Linked DNA regions of Homo sapiens: region 1 is linked to region 2. Evidence: chromatin contacts called from ENCODE Hi-C or POLR2A ChIA-PET data. All regions are on one chromosome and are shown on one strand. The core of a region is the stretch at or near the end of the contact, and the rest is flanking DNA. Distances in the headings are between cores, read along the strand shown. Region 1 holds the start of ATPAF1 (ATP synthase mitochondrial F1 complex assembly factor 1). Region 2 overlaps MKNK1 (MAPK interacting serine/threonine kinase 1).

Region 1 (2,738 bases), core at 53-2,552, 88 kb after region 2:
AGCAAAAATACTCATTCATTTACTGCATAACTGTTTCAAATGGCAAGAAAGATCACTACAGTAGCAGTGAGAGGAACTGGGGTAAAGTAGTCCAGGAATGGAAGTAGGGAACTCTAGTTAGAGGATAATGGCAACAGCCCAGGTGACGATGATGGAGTAGATTAAGGCAGTGGAAGTAGAGATGAGACAGAACTCAAATTTACAGTACTAAGTCTTTGGTTTCCTTTCATAAGACAACTACCTTCTTACCCTGCTAAATTCTCTCCCAAGCCCCTTTAATTTTCACCTCTGATCTCCTTTAGCTCTTCCCACTTGAACTCTTCAGATGCTCCTATAGCCCCTCATATGCACCTTAAGCCCCTCTAAGCTCCAGATCCTTCCCTCTGGAAGCTAAGAGGTGGTGTTAGGGACCCTGGACTCAGAGTCAGACAAATCCCAAACAGCTGTGTGACCTTTGGCAAGTCTCTTACTCTCGCTGATCCTCAGTCTCCTTAAGAGGGTTCAATGGGTGATCCGACTGTGACACTATTAGTCTTTGATGCCCTCCTCCCATCCCCAGTCGCCTTTCCTTGCAGTCAAGGCCCTAAGCTACCACCAGCCTGGGAACTCCAGCTCTGAGCCAGGCCTCAGCTATCTTAATATGTGACCTTGAGCAAGTCAAGTCCCTTCTCTAGAAGGCGTTTTCCCATTTCTATAATGAGGACAGGTGTCTCTGAGCTGCCTGCCTCAGGGCTGTCATAAGAGTCCACCTTAGCGTTTGGAGAACCAAAGCAGACAAACGTGGAACGAGCCAGGGCTTTGCAGAGACTCCCAGCTCTGACACCAATTAGCTGTGTGATCTTGGGCAAGTGACCTAGCCTCGCGGAGCCTGGCTACATCATCTGAAGAGCTGGGACAGTACTAGTGCCCACCTCACAGGGCTGTCCTAAGGCCCAGCAGCCCGGGCCGCCCCTCCTCCCGCCTCCTGCCCGCCTCCAGCCAACCCAGGCCCGCACCTGCGCAGCAGCTGGATCTTGTCGCGGTAGCGGTCGTAGAAAGGGTTGGCCTGGAGCTCGGCCTCGGCCCCGACCCCGCTGCTGTCGGCGCCCCCCTCGGGCCGGCCCGAGCCGGGGCGCACTGGGAAGACGCGCAGCTGCGCGGGTGACACGAGCCCCAGGCCCAGGGCGCGGCTGCGCACCGCGCACAGGCCCCGGTAGAGACCGGCCACCTGCAGGACCGCCGGTCCCGCGCCACCCGCAGCCGCCACCACCACAGCAGCCATGGCCGCCCCCGCCTCCTCCTCCTCCTCAGGCGCGTCGGCCTCGGCCCGCGGCCCGCGCGCCCGCTCCATCCCGCTCCGAGTGCGCCGCGCCCGCGCTCCGGCACCGAGGTTCCGCGCGCCCAAGGTTCCGGGCGCGGGATAGCGGCGAGGCGGGGCGGGGAGGAGGGGGCGCGCCGCTCTGGCCCCGGCACTGCGCGCTCTCGCCGCCCTGTGTATGCCACGGCCCGCCTCCTCCAGGGAGGCTGCCCAAATTCAACGCCCTTCCTCCCTCTGGGACCAGCAGCCTCTGCGCGCCAAGTCCGTTCTCTAAAGCCAGCGGATCTCCATGTCCTCGCGGTGCTTGCCCCTGGCACTCGCTGTAGTGCCAGGCACTCGATGTAGTAGTCCGTCCTTCAGCATCGAAGGTCTTTTCATCAACTATAATCACAGCAGCAAGCTTCTCTTTACTGAGGTTGCTATGTGCAGGACACTGAGCGGCTTCATACTCTGTGTGGCAGTATTATCCTCATCTAACAAATAAGGAAACTGAGGCCGAGAGTAATTATGTGACTTGTTCAAGTTCTACCCGACAGCTGAGCTCTTTTCAAGATGGCAGCTGCCTCCCAAGCCTCCTTTTCCTCTGCTTCCTGACATCCTCCTTGAACTCCAGCCACAGTGACCTATTCTCTCCCAAAGAAACACCAGGATTACTCCTTGAAGAGTCCTTATTCAGGCCCTTTTTGACCCCTGGAATCCTCTCTCCTTCCATTCTCTCAACCCAAATGCCACAATCTTCCTTACCGTCTGAACCAGGTGTGAGCTCCTAGGGTCAGGGACAGTGACATTAACATCTCTGTGTCCCACCTGCTCACAGAACAGGGCCAGTCCTGGAGTGGGCTCTCTGGGACAGTACTCATCATCAGGTCCTTCTTGTCTGGGTTTTGTCTGATTGAAGCCCCTCCTGGGACAGGGGCAGAGCCTTCAACTCTGCTCAATCCAACCTATGCTCATGGAGATCAGCCCTGAGCCCTGCCCTGTGCGAGGAACAGTGTAATGGAAGATGAATAAGTCCTTCAAGTATGCCAGCCCATACCTGGCTCACACTCCTAACACTTGCTGTTTTCTCTGTGGATCTGCATGTGGCTGCCTCCTCATCATCTAAGGGCTCAGTTCACATGTAAGCACCTCCAAGGGACCTAAATGACAACCCCTCCATCTCTTTATAGTCTTTATCCCATCACTCTATTGCATTCTCTTTATAGCAGTTATCATTATCTGAAGTTCTTAGATCCTTGTTTATATTAATTCATTGAGCTTACATTCTAGTGGAGTGAAACAGACAGTAAATATATAATGTTAGGTGATGCTACATGGTATGCAGAAAAACAGCAGGCCAAGAGAGATAGAGATAAGGGGACACTTGAGCAGAGACCTGAAGGTAATGTGGGAATGCTGGGGGAAGAGCCTTCCAGGTAGGGGAAACAGCAAGTGCAAAGGC
Region 2 (2,757 bases), core at 21-2,520:
TCTGTGTGTGCTTTGTTAGAGCTCTAAGGGCTTCTAACACATAGTAGCATTCACAACTGCCCTTCCTACAACAGTAGTCCTCAAGGATTAGTGAGTGTCAGAGTCACCAGGAGAGTTTGTTAACATTTGTATTGCTGGGCCCACCCCTGTTTCTGAGTTGGTACTTCTCAGGTAGGGCCAGGTAGCTTCTATTTCTAACAAGTTCCCAAGCGATGCTGAGGCTGGTCCAGGGCACACATTTTGAGAACCACTGCTCAAGATCCAGCTCTTCTTCCATGTGGAGAGGGCAAGTGGAGGCACAGAGGGGTGACATGAGCCACTCCAAGGCCTTACAGCTAATTAAAGGCAGCAATGAGGCCAGAAGCCACTTCTCCTGCCCCAAAACTGAGTGCTCAGTCGCTTTAGTTTTGTTTTCTTCTTTTAATTTTTTTTTTCTGAGACATCATTCAGATGTTACCAAATCAGTCACCTTAGTTTTTAATCCTCACTATCATGCTAACATCTAACACTTGGATAGCATTTTGTGACGTGTAAAGTGTTTCCACCTCTCCCAGGATATTTTAATTTTCATCTTCATAACTGCCTCAGGAGACTGAAGGGCAGGTATCATCATTTAGAGATGTAGGAACTGAGGCTTACGGACATTTGATGACTTGCCCAAAGTCAAACAGTTATAGTTTGTCAAAATAGATATTCAGGTAGGCCTTCTAATTCCAAATCTGGTTGTCCACTCCCTGAAGCTGACTTCATTTGTCAGAATAATGAGAAACTTACTATGAGCCAGGCATTGTGCTAAGCACTTTACCTATATTAACTTATTTAATCCTCACAACAATTCTACATAGGTTCTAGTATTATACCCATTTTACAGATGAGAAAACTGAAGGACAGAGAAGTTAAGTAACTTGCCCGAGGTACACAGTAAGTAGAGAAACCAAGATTTGAATCCAGTGAATACAGCTTCAGAGTCCCCATTCTTATGGAATATAACATTTATTTGGTTCAAGATGAGCTAGGAATGACTATTTGCAAAGTAAAGCCTGGCATTCAGCTGAGACACTCACTTTGACGGCATACTCTTTGCCATTCTGTAGGCTCACGGCACCTTGAACTTTGGCATAGGCTCCCTCTCCAAGCAATTCAGAGGTCAGCTTGTACATATCTAGAGGTGAAATGGATGAGAGGAATAACAAGATGAGTCACCCTACTGCAAGCTCAGATGGGAAGAACTTTTGTGGCTCAGCTTCCCTGATCAGACGACACAGGCACCCAATGACTCTAGCACTCAGTGACAAGGAAGACAAGTAGCTTTCCCAGCCACCTGAGGACCCAGTTTCTCAACAACAAGACCACATACAAGGCATCCTGTTCCTCATTTTAGCGATGAGGTTAGCAAAAGGGTCTCAATTCGGCACATACTTCCTGAATATCTACTATGTGCCAGACAGCATAACAGAGTAAGGAATAAAATAAAGGCCAGGTGCAGGGGCTTACACCTGTAATCCTAGCACTTTGGGAGGCCAAGCCAGGAGGATTGCTTGAGGCCAGGAGTTCAGAACCAATCTGGCCAACATAGCAAGACCCCATCTCTAAAATATATATACGCATGATCCCTCTCCTCTAAGGGTCGCAGTCCAGTGGGGAAGACAGACACATACACAGGTGACCCCAGAATAAACCAGGCATTGGTAAATACTATCACAGAGGGACAAAGTACAGTTAAAAAAAAAAGTTGGGGGAAGAAAGGGTTAAATCTGTTCAGAGAGGCTGGGCATGGTGGCTCACACCTGTAGTCCCGGCACTTTGGGAGGCCGAGGTGGGCAGATCAAGAGGTGAAGAAATCGAGACCATCCTGGCCAATGTGGGAAACCCCGTCTCTACTAAAAATACAAAAATTAGCTGGGTGTGGTGGCACGCGCCTAAAGTCCCAGCTATTTCGGGGGCTGAGGCAGGAGAATCGCTTGAACCCGAGAGGCGGAGGTTGTAGTGAGCCAAGATCGTGCCACTGCACTCCAGCCTGGTGACAGAGTGAGACCCCATATCAAAAAAAAAAAAAAAAAAAAAAAAAAAAAATTGGTCAGAGAATCTGGAGGATCATCAGAGGAGAAGTGGTATGATTTGAATGAATATTCATTTACTCATTTACTGAGCACCTATTATGTGCCAAGTTCTGTGTAAGCACTGGCTATACAAAGGAGAATAAAACACTGTTCTATTTTATACCCCATACATGGAAGTCATTGGAGGCTTCTGAGAAGTCTCCAGAAGTCACCCACAGGAAATAGAAGTAGGATGCAAAGGACACCTTGAGGTTTTTAGGGTACTGAGTCATAGTTGTTCTAACAGAGTAATAGACCTGGGTTAAAGGAACATCTAGATGACCTGCCCAAGCTCACAAAGAGCACAGCTCTTTGAGCCCCTTCCAAAGGAGGCTACATCTCCATCACAGCACTAGCTGCCTGACCTCATCCCCACTCGGCCTCCATTCTTCAGCCTTTTCCTCTTGAGGCACCTAGCATTGAAACCCACAGCCTGAGCAGAAGACATTTCAACCATGAATTAGATTTTATCACTCTCAGTCAGGAGAAGTCCTGTCATTGCACAAGCTGTCCTTAAAAATAGGAAGTACTCTCTTGTGTTAACTGAAAGAGCAAAAGAGCTGTTGATTAGGAAACTATTTGAATACCTTGGGATCTTTGTCTCTCCCCCATCCCCATACCCTGACACACACAGACACACACACACAGACACACACCC

What was found. A loop is a pair of places that touch in the nucleus more often than their neighbours do. ChIA-PET counts read pairs that join two places held with the same protein, here RNA polymerase II (POLR2A). Pooled maps may share reads with other maps.
Region 1: a loop to region 2 is called in a pooled map, with 4 times the contacts of the local background. The contact joins the promoter of ATPAF1 here to the enhancer-like site in region 2. A Hi-C loop is called at or near these places in 5 of 50 pooled maps. POLR2A ChIA-PET finds 5 or more read pairs at or near these places in 6 of 52 experiments (BJ, CD4-positive, alpha-beta T cell, WTC11 and 3 more).

The regions. Positions count from the first base shown.
Region 1 is chr1:46,667,062-46,669,799 of GRCh38, forward strand. ATPAF1 (ATP synthase mitochondrial F1 complex assembly factor 1) reads right to left here and starts at 1,303. Exons shown (of 9, transcript NM_001394565.1): 1 at 996-1,303. The coding sequence starts at 1,261. It also overlaps a transcript of TEX38 not described here. RefSeq lists silencers at 873-1,492, 920-1,090 and an enhancer at 1,603-1,752.
Region 2 is chr1:46,579,466-46,582,222 of GRCh38, forward strand. MKNK1 (MAPK interacting serine/threonine kinase 1) reads right to left here. Exons shown (of 13, transcript NM_001135553.4): 4 at 1,065-1,162. Among named protein-coding and RNA genes, the nearest start is that of MKNK1, 23 kb to the right of the region's middle. Within about 2 kb of position 1,271, at least 2 of the 41 ENCODE cell types and tissues checked have a DNase peak (open chromatin) inside an H3K27ac peak, as active enhancers do.